Linked DNA regions of Homo sapiens: region 1 is linked to region 2. A link is an interaction called in ENCODE POLR2A ChIA-PET data of the cell type or tissue named here. Cell type or tissue: PC-9. All regions are shown on one strand. Each heading gives the region's core, and the rest is flanking DNA. Links, peaks and the distances in the headings are about the cores only.

What was found. ChIA-PET counts read pairs that join two places held together with the same protein. Peaks named below come from ENCODE experiments on the same cell type or tissue, not always from the same donor. Only the 100,000 strongest peaks of a DNase experiment are listed, where the experiment ranks them.
Region 1: POLR2A ChIA-PET joins it to region 2 with 12 read pairs; 3 of 35 experiments call an interaction of 5 or more read pairs at or near these places.

Annotation. Positions count from the first base shown.
Region 1 is chr22:35,811,031-35,819,368 of GRCh38, forward strand. The region is part of intron 2 of RBFOX2 (RNA binding fox-1 homolog 2); the gene reads right to left. Among named protein-coding and RNA genes, the nearest start is that of APOL5, 97 kb to the left of the region's middle. In PC-9, for the core only: no CTCF peak of the experiment used is centred there; no DNase peak of the experiment used is centred there.
Region 2 is chr22:36,024,311-36,032,648 of GRCh38, forward strand. It overlaps RBFOX2 (RNA binding fox-1 homolog 2), which reads right to left and starts at 4,514. Exons shown (of 14, transcript NM_001349999.2): 1 at 3,930-4,514. The coding sequence starts at 4,115. RefSeq lists a silencer at 4,680-4,749. In PC-9, for the core only: no CTCF peak of the experiment used is centred there; a DNase peak (open chromatin) is centred at 4,731; H3K4me3 peaks cover 3,356 bases; H3K27ac peaks cover 1,898 bases.

The DNA of each region.
Region 1 (8,338 bases), core at 14-8,013, 210 kb before region 2:
TTCATAACTCTCTTCCATTTAAAAGTTAAACAACTTCAAAATTCAGCTGTCTCCAATGTCCAAGAATCATTTCTACTTGGTAATAAAAACTGCTTTACACAATAGTGGTGAAAGAAAAAAGGCAGAGAATTGGGGGTGGGGGGCTGCCACAGTCTAGATAAAAAGTGATGAACTGATTACAGTTATCAGTGGGAAGGGGCAGAGTCATAGACTGAGTTGTGCTCAGTCTCCAACCCGTATGTTGAAGTTCTAACCCTCAGTACCTCAAAATGTCACTGTTTTTAAAGATAAGGTCTTTAAAAAGGTAATTAAAGTGATGTCATGAGGGTGGGCCTTAATCCAATTGGAGTGGTGTCCTTATAAGAAAAGGGAATGTGGATACAGACACATACAGAGGGAGGCCCATGTGAAGACACAGAGCATGACCATCTACAAGCCAACAAAAAAGACATCAGAAGAAACCAACCCTGCTGACACCCTGATCTTGCACTTCTAGCCTCCAGAATGGTAAGAAAATACATTGCTATATTGTTATGTAATACTTTCTTATGGCAGCCCTTGCAAACTGGTAAAGGCAGGAATGAAGATTCTGTAACAGAAATTAATAATAAAAATAAAAATAAATTGCTTTACATAAAAATTTTCCTGCTATTGGACATAATGGTTCATGCCCTTGTAATCCCAGCACTTTGGGAGGCTGAGATGGGAGGACTGCCTGCGGCTAGGAGTTCAAGATCAGCCTGGCCAACACAAAGAGACCCTGTCTCTAGAAAAACTTTAAAAAATTAGCTGGGCATGGTGGTATGTGTAGTCCCAGCTACTTGTGAGGCTGAGAAAGGAGGACTGCTTGAGCCCAGGAGCTGGAGGCTGCAGTGAGCCATGATTGCATCACCCTAGCCTGGGCAACAGAAAGACCACGTCTCTTAAGGGAAAAAAAAAAAAAAAAAAGGCTGGGTGTGGTGGCTCACTTCTGTAATCCCAGCACCTTGTGAGGCTGAGGCGGGCAGATCACTTGAGGTCAGGAGTTCAATACCAGCCTGGCCAACATGGTGAAACTCCATCCCTATTAAAAATACAAAAATTAGCCAAGCATGGTGCCAAATGCCTTTAATCTCAGATATCTTGGAAGCTGAGGCAGGAGAATCGCTTGAACTCAGGAGGAGGACATTGCAGTGAACTGACATCGCTGCCATTAAACTCTAGCCCGGGCAACAGAGTGAGTGAGACTCCATCTCAAAAGATAGAAAAAAAAAAAAACCCCTCTCTTTAGTTCTTAGAAAATATGTTATGAAAACTTTAAATTTTTTTGGAAAAAGTCTATCTTCGTCACCCATCACCATATAACTTCTTTACGTTATTTCTAGGTTAGGATAGTTTTTATGATGTCTTTATAGCTATTCTGGGCATCTGACGAGAGATATAAAATAGTTATCTCCCTTCCCCTTCAAATTATTCAATGCTCTATCTCTCTGTCTCTCTCTAGCCATATGAAACATACTGCTTCAGAAGCCCTCGCTGAATCTACTGGCCTGAAGACAGACATGAAAAAGAATTGAATTGGAATTCAGGTGGACTGGTGAATGAAACACAATAAGAGCACCAAAGGTCTTATGCCCACATCAGGCATAAATATAATCTCACAGGAATCCATAAGAAAGTTCTACTAAATAATTGGTAAAAGCTAAAAGATAGAGTTTTCAAGTTAGGATTAACAAGGCCAAGGCGACTTTCTCCTGCTCTGACACTGCTCCTTTCAGCCTCCTCGTTTTACTCCAGCCTCCATTCTCCACCCCAGCCTGCTGGGAATGAGACTCTGGCACACAAGTACACAGTATGAATTCTCTCACAGCGTTATTCTCAACAGGGCTGACTCAGATAACTGAATAAACACATCAATTAGCAGTGGGAGATGGGGAGAAAGGTAAAAACATTTCCTGCAATCCACTTGTAGCCTAGGCACTAGGCGTTTTACAGAAATGCAAGCCAGGCAGAGGCTCTGTTTTCCTAGAGGGGTTATGTACCTCCCTTAAGAGGTCAAGAAGAAATTCTTAGTGGATTATTTTGTTACTTACAGAAATTTCTTTTAAAATTTTTGTTAAAAATGTAACAACAATTGTTTATATATTAAGGGAATGAAATTGGGATAGGAGTGATTTAACATTTTCTCTCATATAGCATGCAATGTCTGAATATTTCCCCAAGTATACATTATTAAAAATGTCAAATGGTTTCAGATTTGTATTAAATTTCCAGGCCATATTCCAAAGTTCTATGCTCAGAAGAGAAGTACAACAGCCTTCAGCAAACTATGAGATAACAGTTCACATGAGTATTTCTAGGTATGAATTTACCTCTATACTTATATAAAAATGTTTTGTTTCTATTACCAGAGGCTAAGCTGCTTAAGTATATCTCATCTGAGAAAAGAAATTACTAGCTTTCTCTTTAGTCCACAAGGCTAGACAGAATAGCTCTTTTCCCTAACCTAGCAATTTATAAACTTTCTTCTGTTTCCAGTTAAAAGTAATTCCTTCCTTTCCTATATTCTTATAACATTTAGCTTGCATCCCCTATAAGACATTGAAATCTAAAGCCTCATACTTAGCAAACGTAAATATGTATTTTAACTCCCCTATTAGATTAAAAGGCTCATTATGATGGGTGGAGACAGTCCTGTACAATGTAGAATCCCACATCGTACATAATAAATATGAAGTGTTAAACATTTATGAAATAGAGGAAGACTGAGATAGAAAGTCAGGTGTGTGCACATTACAGCAAACTGCTTTGTTGGGCTAGAGAGCATAACAAGGGATAACACAGAGTGAAACAAGTGTTGGTATCTTGGGTTGATATCAAACTGGAGTGCAGGGATGGGAAAGTAGAAGTGGGGAAGCATTAGGAAAGCAAAGAATCAACATTTACATGCTTGTGCTTTATGCACTTAATTTCCTTCTGTCTTACAAACACAGGCTTTAAGAGTTGTTGACCAGCTGTGAGTGAAAATCAAATGTAACTATTAATTTCTGAGTTGAGAATGATGTCTTTCTCTTTTAAACCACAGATAGTAACAGAGGCGATACATATTATATACAGCCTTTTGGTGTACAATGTGAAATATGCTAAATGTTTTCATTCTGAATTCAAACATACAGTTGTCCCTTCATATCTGCAGGTAATTGGTTCCAGGAACCTCCCAGCCCCCGCCCACCACAGATGCCAAAATCCTTGGATACTCAAGCCCTTTATATAAAATGGCATAGTATTTGCATATAACCTACTTACACACATCCTCTTGTGTACTTTAAATCATCTCTATATTACTTATAATACCTAGTACAATGTAAATGTTATGTAAATAGTTGTTATGCTGTAGTGTTTAGAAAATAATGACAAGGCCCTGCATGGTGGCTCATGCCTGTAATTCCAGATCTTTGGGAGGCTGAGGAGGGAGGATCACTTGAGCCCAGGAGTTTGAGACCAACCTAGGCAACATAGTGGGATCCTGTCTCCACAAAAAATTTTTAAAAATTAGCTGGGCATGGTAGCATGTGCCTGTAGTCCCAGTTGCTCAGGAGGCTGAGACAAGAGGATCACTTGAGCTTGGGAGATAGAGGCTGTGGCGAGCTATGATTATGGCACTGCATTCCAGCCTGGGCGACAGAGTGGAACCCTGTCTCAAAAAAAAAAAAAAAAAAAAAAAAAAGAAAAGAAAAGAAAAAAGTGTCAAGAAAAAAGAGTCTGGTCAGGCCAGTGGCTCACAGCTGTAATCCTAATGCTTTGGGAGGCCAAGGAGGGAGGATCTCTTGAGCTCAGGAGTTTGAGACCAACCTGGGCAATGGGAGACCCTGTCTCCTAAAAAGAAACAATGTCTGTACATGTTTAGTACAGACACAGTCATCCAATTTCCCACCCTAATTTTTCAATCCGCAGCTACTTGAATCCACAGATGCAGAACCCGTGGCTATGGACAGACAACTATAGTATTACAGTCGTCAAACAGGAACCCATTCAACAGTCTATTGCCTTACCCACAGCAATCTCAGAGGTTCAATCATCACCTACCGACAGGTGACTTTCAGTGTTTTTTCTAGGTCCAACCATGTGCCTTCTCCCCAGTTTACATGGAATGTAGTAAAACAGAAGAAAGCATGAACCTAAAAGTCAGACTTGAGTTTAAATTCCAATTATACCACTTACCAGATGGGTTGTTTACTTCAGAGGTGGGTGTGAAAATTAATTGAGAGAGCAGGTGAAACTGTTTTGTTACTGATTCTTTAGCATATTTTCTGTTCCTACTGAATTATTCTGAATATTATTTAAAACCTATGCACAGTACTGTAAGAGAACACAGAAATGACCCAAAATATAATTGTCTTCATATTTCTAGGATAACTAAAGTCTATGTAATCTTTGAGAGAGAAGGGTGTATTTTTGTTTATATCTTCTCATTTATTCCTCAACTTCATTCTAATTTTCTCAGTTTGGTCACCTTGAGTCCCACTTATATACATAAACTGCTATTGTATTGCTTCTAATCAACAGGCTGCAAATCCTAAAAGCTTCTCAATTCCCATACCACATATATGGTCAGAATGGATCATGCACACAAACAGATCAATATTAATTTTATTCACACCATCATAAAAGAATCACTTCATTATTTTGGTAGAGCATATTCTCACCAGTTTATTACCACTGACAATGTCACTAATAGTTTTTCTAGTGCTATTTATAAATGGAAATTAATTTTCTAGGATTATAATACAAATAAAATGTTTTTACTTTTAAGTATTTTTACAAATTATATCATTTTGATCCCTTGGGATTTGCTTAGATGGGCTCAGATTTCAAACTCTATTTGCCTTTGTTTAAAAAAAAAGAGTACCTAGGCAAAGGCCTGTCATTCTCAGATCTGGTACTAAAAGCAGTGGCTTCTGCCCAGCTGTCTGTGACAAGAGGAAAATAACAGCTATATAACTGTTCTCTCAGAAAGATAAGAAGACAACACTGGATTTAAAATCATCTAGGATCCGTTTTTTTAAAAAAATTAACTCTGTAGAAGAACAGACCAGGAAAATCCAGATAAATAAATCAGATAAACACATACAAAGACAAAACAATGCTCATTTGCAAGACTTAAAGCAAAATTACTCTAGATTCTTAACTTACACAAATACTTAAATCCCAAATCTCCTTCCTTCAGTATCTAAAATATTCTCGTTTTTTGTTTTGTTTTGTTTTGTTTTTAAGTCTAAAGACAACCAAGCTATTGAACTGTTCTTAACTTTTTTTTTAAACTACCATAACCTAGAGGAGAGCTGTAGGGTAGAATTGTTTTGCTTTTCTCACCTCAAGAAAGTTTCACAATTTTGAGCACCCAGAGCAGACAAAAGTGTTAAGTGTCTAATAATCCTGAATACATTTCTGGTAAGTTAGGTAAAAGTAATACATTTTCTCTTTTACAATACATCTGAACTACACTCAGAGCCATAAGATGTTAGGCAACTTGTAGGTAAATGTGATGTTGAGAGGAAAAATCTATACAATGAAATCTCCATGTAGTCTCCAAATATTTACCTTCAGGTTGAATTCTAAGAGTTCGCTTTTCACTTGGTTGTCTGGAACTTACTGAATGGCCAAGATCCCAAGGAAGCTCATGGAAACAGATTCAATGATTATATAATAAGGATTACTGTAATAAAAACCAATCGCCATTGAAGTATTAGTTTAAGAAAAAAATGTCTAATTTCGGGTAAGGAGTTCAGACACACCCATTCCTGCTTCAGTCTCAACAGTAAGATGCAGTAAGAAACTACTTCCATACAACCCAGCTCCTCACACCTACCAACTCATCTTTTACCTTGTTCTTTGAAAGCAAAGATGACCATATTTTATTGCGTATAACACCCATTCAGGGAACATATTTAAAAATGCACATGTCAAGATCCTTTCCCCATAGATTAGGATTCAGTGGGTTGGAACAGGACCCTGGTACTTACTGGTGTAGATGGTTTGGGTCCCACATTCTGAGAAACACTGACTTAGAGGCTTTGGCTGGCAAAATGGGAGAGAATTATGGTTACAGCATGCCTCCAGGACATGTCCTGAAGCATCTACACCTTTAGAAGAACAGAGTCAGTTAAGAGATTAAAGAGGGCATAGAGGCTAGGCCCCATGGCTCCCAAGGTAATTCCAGCACCTTGGGAGGCTGAGGCATGCAGATCACATGAGGTCAGGAGTTCAAGACCAGCCTGGCCAACGTGGTGAAACTCCATCTCTACTAAAAATACAAAAACAGCCAGGTGTGATGGTGCACGTCTGTAATCCCAGCTACCTGGGAGGCTGAAGCACGAGAATCACTTGAACATCGGAGGCAGAGGTTGCAGTGAGCCAAGATCGCGCCACTGCACTCCAGCCTGGACAACAGAGTAAGACTTTGTCTCAAAATAAATAAATAAATAAATAAATAAATAAATAAAAAGAGAGCATAGATGATGAGAGGAAGGCAACAGTGGCTATAAATGTAAGTTTCCTAAAAGTAGAGGGTTACCTTCTTATATGGAACCTGCAGCTAAGAGAATAAACACTAGTTGTTTTCTAAAGTGCAAATCTACTGAAATGTAGGCCTCACAATGGATCCTTCTTTTAGCGTGGGTATAACTAAAGAATCAGGACCAAAAGATGAGTGTGCTGCAGTCATGTAAGGGGGCGTTGGAATTCAGGAACACGACCAGTACAATCTTGAGCTCTTATAAACAGACAATTAATAAAATAAATTTTTAAAAAACCAGGCAATACAATATAAATCCTTGCTTAGAATACCAATAAATGACACAAGCTGGTATATGTAAATTTAAGGGCAGTTACAGGCTTGGCCAACAAGAATATTGTAAACTTGCCTCCAAATCACTTGTCAACACACACACACACACACACACACACACACACACACCCCTCTTCTGAATTACTCAGAGGGAAAAGCCAGTCCGGTCTTTCCCTTGAGGCTGAGTTTTGAAATCTCACAGCAATGAATATTTAAACAGGAAAATAAATATTTCAGAACAAAGTCATTCAAACCTATAGTCTATTAGGTGAAAAGCAACAAACCCTGTAATAGTCTTAATATTTCCAACCTCTTAAAAGCTCTTTCCTCTATTTCTCCTTAAACAAGTATTTAGAACCTCAAACATTCATGAATCATGTCTTCCACTGGCAACAACAGACAGCAAGAACTACTCTGGTTCAGCTACCTGCTTCTTTGGAAATGGAAGGCCCTTACAATTAATAGTTAACTGTCTGTTCTATTCAATGTAAATATTCTATTCCAATGGATTTACACAATCCATGGAAAATTATTCTTTTTCTCAACCAAACTTTTCACTACAATCTAAATTAATTTATTATTTTGTCATCATGGACAATTAAGTTTGCATCTTCCATATGCTAAACTGGAATAGCCTTAAAAATAGGCCAGGTGGCATTGCTCACACCTGTAATCCCAGCACTTTGGAAGGCCGGGGTGGGAGGACTGCTTGAGGCCAGGAGTTCAAGACCAGCCTGGGCAACATAGCGAGACCCTATCTCTACAAAAAAAATTTTTTTAAATAGCCAGGTGTGGTGGCATGCACCTGTAGTACTACCTACTCAGGGGGCTGAGGTGAGAGGACCACTTGAGCCCAGGAGTTTGAGGATGCAGTGAGCCTAGATCACACCACTGTACTCCATCCTGAGCAACAGAGAGAGACCATGTCTCTAAGGAAAAAACAAAACAAAGAAATAGATGTCACTCAGGTTCCAAATAAAACACTGGCAAAGTAGTAGAGTGTCTTCTGAATTACAAAATATTTAATTATGCTTTATAAATTTTGTTGGGTATTCTGTTGTAGTCTACCTCTTTAAAATAGAAAATTCACATGATATACATATAGTAACAGAGAAAAATTTTCCCTATCCCTTTCCCAGAACAAAACACATTTTGTCTACAACCATGGTTACATGGTGGCTTATATATTCTTTAATCATTTAACAAGTAAAGTCCCTAAGTCAACCAGGGACTGAATCATAAACGTCTTCATCATAGCTTCCTCACCAAATGAAGTGATGATGAGCATATAGGAAGTGCCCTTTAGAAAATGCCTGGTAATTGAATTAACCAGGTAATTGAATACCTGCTTCTGCAGTATAAGTCTATAAAAAAAAGATAGGAACCATTCTCTCAATAGCTTTACCAACTCTGCCAGGGACCTTACCACAATATAAATAATCATTCTATTAAGATACATATAAGGCTATATGTGGGAGTCCACATTATGTACTATGGGAAATTAAAAGAAAA
Region 2 (8,338 bases), core at 86-8,085:
CAAGAATAATAAAACAATTAAGGGACAATAAAAGATGACACACAATTAAGCATCAATATACCAAGAGGCAAGAGTAGGATCGGAATGGTGTGAACTAAGCTGTCAGGGAAGGCTTCACAAAAGGAGTTAGAAAACGTGTTAAGAAAACAGGCCAGGTGCAGTGGCTCATGCCTGTAATCTCAGCACTTTGGGAGGCCAACGCAGGCGATCACCTGAGGTCAGGAGTTCGAGACCAGCCTGGCCAACATGGTGAAACCTCATCTCTACTATAAATACAAAAATTAGCGGGGTGTGGTGGCACATGCCTGTAATCCCAGCTACTCAGGAGGCTGAGGCATAAGAATTGCTTGAACCCAGGAGGCAGAGGTTGCAGTGAGCTGAGATCAAGCCACTGCACTCCAGCCTGGGCAACAGTGAGACTCCATCTCAAAAAAAAAGAAAAAAAAGACGTGTACTTTAAGACAAACCCACATACCCAAAACACTGGCTACGATAAGATTTTTTTTATTTTTTTGAGACAGATTTTCGCTCTTGTTGCCCAGCCTGGAGTGCAATGGCGCAACCTCAGCTAACTGCAACCTCCGCCTCCCGAGTTCAAGTGATTCTCCTGCCTCAGCCTCCCTAGTAGCTGGGATTACAGGCGCCTGCCACCACGCCTGGCTAATTTTTTGTATTTTTAGTAGAGACGGGTTTCACTATGTTGGCCAGGCTGGTCTCGAACTCCTGATCTCAGGCGATCCACCCGCCTCAGTCTCCCAAAGTGCTGGGATTACAGGCGTGAGCCACTGCGCCCGGCTAAGATTTTTAAAGTGTGTATTTACATAGGGCCTATAGATATTTCTAAACCACTGATACCATCTCCTAAGACTACCTGCCCTTGCTCTCTCTGCTCCAGCTATTAATACATTGGTCTCCTGTTTCCAAACAAACCAAGCAGTCTTTCTCAATGCCTGTGCACCCTCACCTCCTCTACCTGAACCCTCTTTCCGAAAGCATCTGAATGGCCCATTACCTCACTTCACTCATAGGCCATCTATCTTAAAGCCCTTCCGTAACCATCTTCATTCTCTCCCTTTCCATCTCTCCCTTTCCCTGCTTTTTCTTTTTAGCCCTTATCACCACACAATTATAGTTGTTGATTTATTAGATGTCTCTTTCCATTCAATATTAGTTCCATGACAGCAAGGGTTTTTTGTTGTTGTTGTTCACTATTATATCTCTTAGGGTTAAAACAGTGCCTGGGATGTAGCAGCTGCTTAATAAATGTTAGTTCAATGAATAAACATTAAGTATATTCATGTAATACTCTCACACTTCTTTAAAAATGCACGCTTCTTTAAAAAAAACTTTTCGCCCATTTGTCTCCCCACATAGATTGCATGCACCTTAAGGACAGTGAACTGGACTTATAACTTTTAGAAGGTAACTTAGAACTTGGCCGGGTGCGGTGCCTCACACCTGTAATCCCAGCACTTTGGGAGGCCGAGGTGGGTGGATTACAAGGGAAATCATCTTGTACACATACTTTATTTTACAACTAAGGAAAACAGAGGCCCCAAAATGAAAGATTTCTGCAGAACCATTCAGCTAGTTGAAGGCAGGGCCTAAATCAATGATTTGAATACCTGTATGACATAGGGGAATGGACCTACAACAATGGGAATGTATAGAAGGCCGGGTGTGGTGGCTCACACCTGTAATCCCAACATTTTGGGAGGCTGAGGTGGGTGAATCACCTGAGGTCAGGAGTTCGAGACCAGCCTGGCCAACCTGGTGAAACCCCCTCTCTACTAAAAATAAGAAAAATTAGCTGGGCATGGTGGCAGACGCCTGTAATCCCATCTACTCAGGAAGCTGAGGCAGGAGAATCCCTTGAACCCAGAGGTGGAGGTGGAGGTGGAGGTTGCAGTGAGCCGAGATCGTGCCATTGCACTCCAGCCTGGGCAAAAAAAAAAAAAAGAGAATGTATAGAAAGAAAATAAAATACAAGAAGTGAAAAAAGGATTCTCGGAGGGATAACTCTCAGCTGCCAATTTGTACCCCCAAGGACCTAACCACTCTTTCCTCTGCACACCCCTGCGAAGTCCCTACACACTGCTCCATTTCCAAATATCACTATCTTTAGCCAGTTTGAAGGCAACCAACAGATAATAGGCCCCAGGAGTAAATGAGGGAAAGGGACGGGGGTCTCACTATTAACTAGGATTGACAGAAATGATAAATGAATACATACACACACACACACACACACACACACACACACCAAGTAGAACCTGCTCACCAGCACCTACATCCAGTCTTCCCTCCTTATCATCCAATATTAGCTCACCTCACCTGAAGTCTCCCACATTCCTGTCTTTTTTGCCATGGCCCTGAGCTTTTACTTCTCACAATCCCTCTGCCTGACAGAGTTCTAATGGAAAATAAAAGCAGGCAAACAAAACAAAAGAATTCAAAAATAAACACCAAGAGGGTCACTTTACCTAAATCAACAGAAGTAACAGGGTAAACTCTGCAAAGGAGACCAAGAAGCATACAACAAACATGCTAGGCTTAAGTACAGCTCTGTCCCTAACACAGGAAGTCAGGCAGAGGCTTGAAAAGCAGGGAGCAGAGCACAGGAAGTCTTTTAGCACTGCAGAGATTTCCAAGAGTGGTGTAATGGAGACAGCACAGGAATAGGAATTAGAAGACCAGGCTTCTAGTTCTAGTTTTACTATTAGCTAACTGGGTGGCCTTACCCAAGTCACCATCTTCTCTGGACTTCTGATTCCCCATCTATAAAATAAGGTGGTTAAAACAAGCTGGGACTTGAATCTCCTCCAAAAAAAACAAAGATGAAAACTATTGACTCTCCTCCACCAAAAAGTGCACATCACCTACTATGAGTAAGAATCTTCCAAGTCTTCCCAGGTTAAGAACCCCTGGAAAAGATGATGTCTAGTCCTCCTAGCATCCCTCTAACATCCTATGACTCCGAGAGAATTAGGCACAAGTCTGCACAACTGTTGGTAGGTGAGACTCATCATGTCATAGCAGTATTTTCTGGGCAAAGACCAAATCGTAAAACCTCCAAAGGTTTCAAGGTCTTCTTCAAAACTATGAAGTCAGCTGACATCAATACCTTTCCCATTCCCTACCCAAATTAACCACGTTTATCTTTCAATCCAGAATTGAGAATCCAGTCTTCTAATAGCCCTATAAAAAAATTTTTTTTATAGCCCGGGACATTAAAGAGCTATTTTGTGTCCTGGTGATGTAGAATGCAATTGGCAAAGAACAGGAGGGACATGTCTAGTGTCTCCCTTCAGACTCATTAGTATGCTCCACAAAGTAAATGAGACTGAGCACCACCGTGTCCCCATAACATTACCAAACTCCTTGTACTTCTCACACTCTGTGTGATTTAACCCACAATCTCAGCCACATCCCCTCGGGGCTCTCTCGAGGAGTTTTCTTTTCACTCCTCTCATTGAAATGCCACTTCTCTTCCCCATCCCAGCGTGTGCCCAGGGCTGCCAAAAGGTACTCCCTCTTCTCGGGAGGTTTCCCACCAGATCTCCTTTTCCTCGACTCAGTCCAGAGAAGCCAGGATTTCCCGGCTTCCACTCCACCCCAAGGCACTAAGGAAGGATTTGAAAAAATGGAATCCATCTCAACCTTGTTCGATTTCCCCCCAAAACCTATCCACTCGTCGTGCCTCCTGGCCCCTCAGGAATCAGGACCCTCTCGGGCACACCAGGTTCAGTCCTGCAACCTTCGTTCCTAGCCCGAGCTCGCCCCACCTTCCAACCAGGCCCCGAATGGCCCCCCATCCCACCTCCAACCCAGGACTCCCGGAGGCCCTCCCTCTCTCCAAGCCGGGGAGCCCGGTGTCGACCCTCACGCCCACCCCCGCAATAACTGGGCGCCCCGTCCCGCGCGGTCACCTGCATCCCGCCGCCACCGTCGGCCGCCGCCTCCTCAGTGCGCGGCCGCTTGCTCAGGCCGGGATCGGCTCCGTCTCCTCCCGCTCCGGGCACCGGCAGCTCCAGCTCCGACTCCCGCTTCATGCCCCGGGCGGCGGCGCCGGGCCCGAGCTGAGGCGGCTGATGCGGCTGGGCGCCCTCCGCCATCCGCCCGCGCCCCCCTCGCCTCCGGGAGCCGGGCGACCCGCGACAGGCCACCTCCCCCTGGGCCTCGGCCCCGACTGTCGCGACAGGCGGGCGCGCGCCTGCCCCCGCCCCCGCGTGCGTGCGTGCGTGCGCGCGAGCGGACTCCGCGCCCCTCCGCGCCTCGCGGCCGCCGCTCCTTGCCTGACCGCTTGCTCCCCGCCCGCCCGCCCGCCGGGTTGTCGGCGCGGGGCCACTGGCGGGTCGTGATGAGCACTCGCTCGCGCCCCCGCACGCACACGCGAAACCCGGCCCGGCCCGCCGCGCCGCCCCGCCTCTCGCACTCCCGGAGCTCGCCCACCGGCCGCGCTGGCTCACACTCTCCCTCACAGCACGCCGGCCGAGGGAGGAAGGGGGCGGTCCGGGCTCCCGAGGCGTGGGGAGGGCTGTTTATTTTGGGGGGAGGAGGGGCGCGAGGCAGGAACGAGCTGACTGGCCGGGATCCTCCGACCCGCCACTGTGGCAGCACCGGGAAGGCGGGGAGAGAGAAAGAGGGAGGGAGGGAGGGACCGGGATGTAGAACTCCAGCCCGCGCGGGAGGCTACGGCGAGGGGGGCGGTGGCGGCCCGCGGGGGGGGCGGGGCCAGGCCCCCTCGGCAATCTCCGTAGTCTCCTCGCTGGCTGCCCGAGGGAGGCCGGGAAGCGATCGGGGAAGCTCGGGAATCTCCGGCACGGGCCTGGGATTGTCCTGGAGGCACAGCGCGGCTGGAGTGCGGGGCAGCGCGGGGGGGGCGGGGTCTGTCTCCTTTCTGGGCGGGGCCGTATCCTGGAGCAGGCGGGGCTTGAGAGACCCGAAGGCCAGGGAGTGGCTCCTGCTTGCGGTACTAGTTGTACAGAGTTAAGTCCTGAGTTTACTCGCCTGAGCACCTTGGTTCCCGGAGAGGGAATGGGCACTCTGTGAGAGGCAGGCTATTTGCCTGCTTCCCCTCCCGCAGAAGAAAAAATGTCTCAAATTGGAAGGTCGAGGAATGAAGCCACCCCTCTATGGTTCACCCCAGTTCTGAGAGCTTTTACTCTAATATAACTCACATTCCTAATGAAGTTAGTAATAATACCCGATGTTTGTAAGAGCTTTAGAGTTTGCACAATGCATCCACAGACCCGTTTCAAACTGGTGATATAAGTAGATACCATGATCTCCATTTCATTGATGATGAAACTGAACCTTAGTTAAATCCTGCAGCAAAAAAGTGGCAGATCCGGAATTCAGAACACGAGAACATATTCTCTTTCTTCGTACCTTGCTGCCTGAGGAGCACTTTATGACTTACCAACTTCGTGGAGATAGAGATATCTGTGCAATAGATTCTCTCCCCTACCAGACTGTGAGGACAAGGACTGCAGTGACTTCCTCTGAGTTCCATATCGTGCCCTGTACGTTATAGAAATAAAAGGATATTGCGTGAATAACCTGGATTCTAATCTTGGCTTTGCTAACTAGCTTAAACAAGTTACTTCATCTCTTTGGACCTCAGCTCCATCATTTGTAAAATGAGATGGTTTGGATCAGTGGCTTTCAACCAAGGAGAAATTTTGCCATTCCACCACCTCCACTCCCACATTTGTCAGTGACTGAAGGCATTTTTTTTTTTTTTTTTTTTTTTTTTTTTGAGACAGAGTCTCGCTCTGTCGCCCAGGCTTAAGTGCAGTGGCGCGATCTCGGCTGACTGCAACCTCTGCCTCCTGGGTTCAAGCGATTCTCCTGCCTCAGCCTCCCCAGTAGCTGGGACTACAGGTGTGCGCCACCAACTAATTTTTGTATTTTTAGTAGAGATGGGGTTTCACCATGTTGGCCAGGCTGGTCTCGAACTCCTGACTTCAGGTGATCCGCCTGCCTCGGCCTCCCAAAGTGCTGAGATTACAGGAGTTAGCTGCCGCGCCTGGCCGACTGAAGGCATTTTTGATTGTTACAGTGGGGAGGTGCTGCTGGCATCTAGTGTGTAGAAGCCAGGAATGTTGCTTGACATCCTATCATGCACAGGACGGTCCCCCCAGGAGAGTTATCCAACCCCAAATGTCAATAGTGCGGAGGTTGAGAAACGCTGGGTTAGATGATTTCCAAGGTCATTTCCAACCAGTGTGTGATTTGGCCTTTGAACCTGGGTTTAACCTGGCTGGGGCTGGAACAGTACAACAGTAAAGATCCCTGCTTCAGAGTCAGACCAACCCAGATGAGAACGCAGGCTTCCCACCTCCTGCCCACGTAATCTGGGACCAGTGGTGACTAAGAACTTCCATATAAAAGGTGTTTGGGGATTGCAGACTGGTTGGAAGGGAAGTCGGGAGGACTTGCCTTGAAGGTGAGTTGTTGTATTGAGCATATTGTTTGTATTACTTAGGCTGTGTTATAAATCAGTAAAAATAGCAGAGTTTTAGCTCTGCCACCTGCAAGTCATGATGCCTTGTGACAGCTACTTACCCCCTCTGTGTCTCAGTTTCTTCATCTGCAAATTAGGATAACAATAATACCTTCCTGAAAAGATTATTGTAAGAATTTAATGTTATCACGTTTAGAACTTTGAACGGAATGATTTAGGATAAGCGCTCCATAAGTGTTACAGCTAACACTTATAGCTAACTAATAATAGCTTATTAGTAGTACCATTATCACTTTATTCACTTTTTTTTTTTCAGATGGAGTCTCGCTCTGTCACCCAGACTGGAGTGCAGTGGTGTGATCTCGGCTCACTGCAACCTCCACCTCCTGGGTTCAAGCAATTCTTGTGCCTCAACTTCCCAAGGAGCTGTGATTACAGGCGCCCACCACCACGCCCGGCTAATTTTTTGTATTTTTAGTAGAGACAGGGTTTCACCATGTTGGCCAGGCTGGTCTCGAACTCCTGACCTCAAGTGATTCCCCCCCTTTGGCCTCCCGAAGTACTGGGATTACAGGCATGAACCACCAGGCCTGACCTTTATTCACATTTTAAATGAGAGTGAAAAAACATTCATTGTCAAGATCAAAGAATATCATTATCATTATTATTGGGTTTTTTTTAATTATGTAAGGTGACTTGAGTGGGGCTGCTAGAGATTCACATGCGGCAAGCAAAGCACCCCAGTAACCCCTTGGTGCAACCACTATGCTGGGCAAATTACTTTGTTTCACTAAGCCTTCCATTCCTCATTTGTAGGATAACAATAATAGTCACAGTGTTGTTCTAAGGATTAAATGGGACAAAAGTAAACACTTAGCACAGTGCCTAACATAGTAACTGCTTAATAGGTGGTAATTATTCATCAACTAATTTGGTTAGTGATACAGTAAGCTTAACCAGGGGCCTTGGAAAGAGAAGCCTTAAACAACTTCTTCTTCTTCTTCTTCTTTCTTCTTTCTTCTTTCTTCTTTCTTCTTTCTTCTTTCTTCTTCTTTCTTCTTCTTCTTCTTCTTTTTTTTGAGACAGGATCTCACTGTCTCCCAGGCTGGAGTGCAGTGGCCCAATCTCAGCTCACTGCAACCCCCGCCTCCCAGATTCAAGCGATTCTCCTGCCTCAGCCTGCCAAGTAGCTGGGATTAGAGTCACGCACCACCATGCCCAGCTAACTTTGTGTATTTTTAGCAGAGACAGGGTTTCACCATGTTGGTCAGGCTGGTCTCAAACTCTTGGCCTCAACTGATCCTCCCGCCTCAGCCTCCCAAAGTGCTGGGATTACAGGCGTGAGCCACCACGCCCAGCCCTGACACATCTCTTAGTATTATTATTTGGACCACCAAGGTGGAAGTCCAAGTGCCTACAAGCTTGTTCTTGTGCTGAATTAGCCCCAACCTAAGTCAGCGGTTTCCACTTGGCAGTACCCCACAACCTGATCCTGTTCAACCAAGCAGTATGGCTTTGAGGGATAACCAGGATATTTCCTGGTGGCCTATGAAACAACAGCGGGTTTTGTCTTTTTTTTTTTTTTCTTTAACCTAGGGACATCAGCAGTTGGTCTTCTGAAATTTTTACTTATTGAACTGGTAGCATAAGAATTCTCCCTTCCCAACTGGGCATGGTGGCTCACACCTGTAATCCCAGCACTTTAGGAGGCCGAAGCGGGCAGATCACTTGAGGTCAGGAGTTCAAGACCAGACTGGGCAAAATGGTGAAACCCCATTTCTACTAAAAATACAAAAAATTTAGCCAGGTGTGGTGACAGCTGCCTGTAATCCCAGCTACTCAAGAGGCTGAGCCAGTAGAATTGCTTGA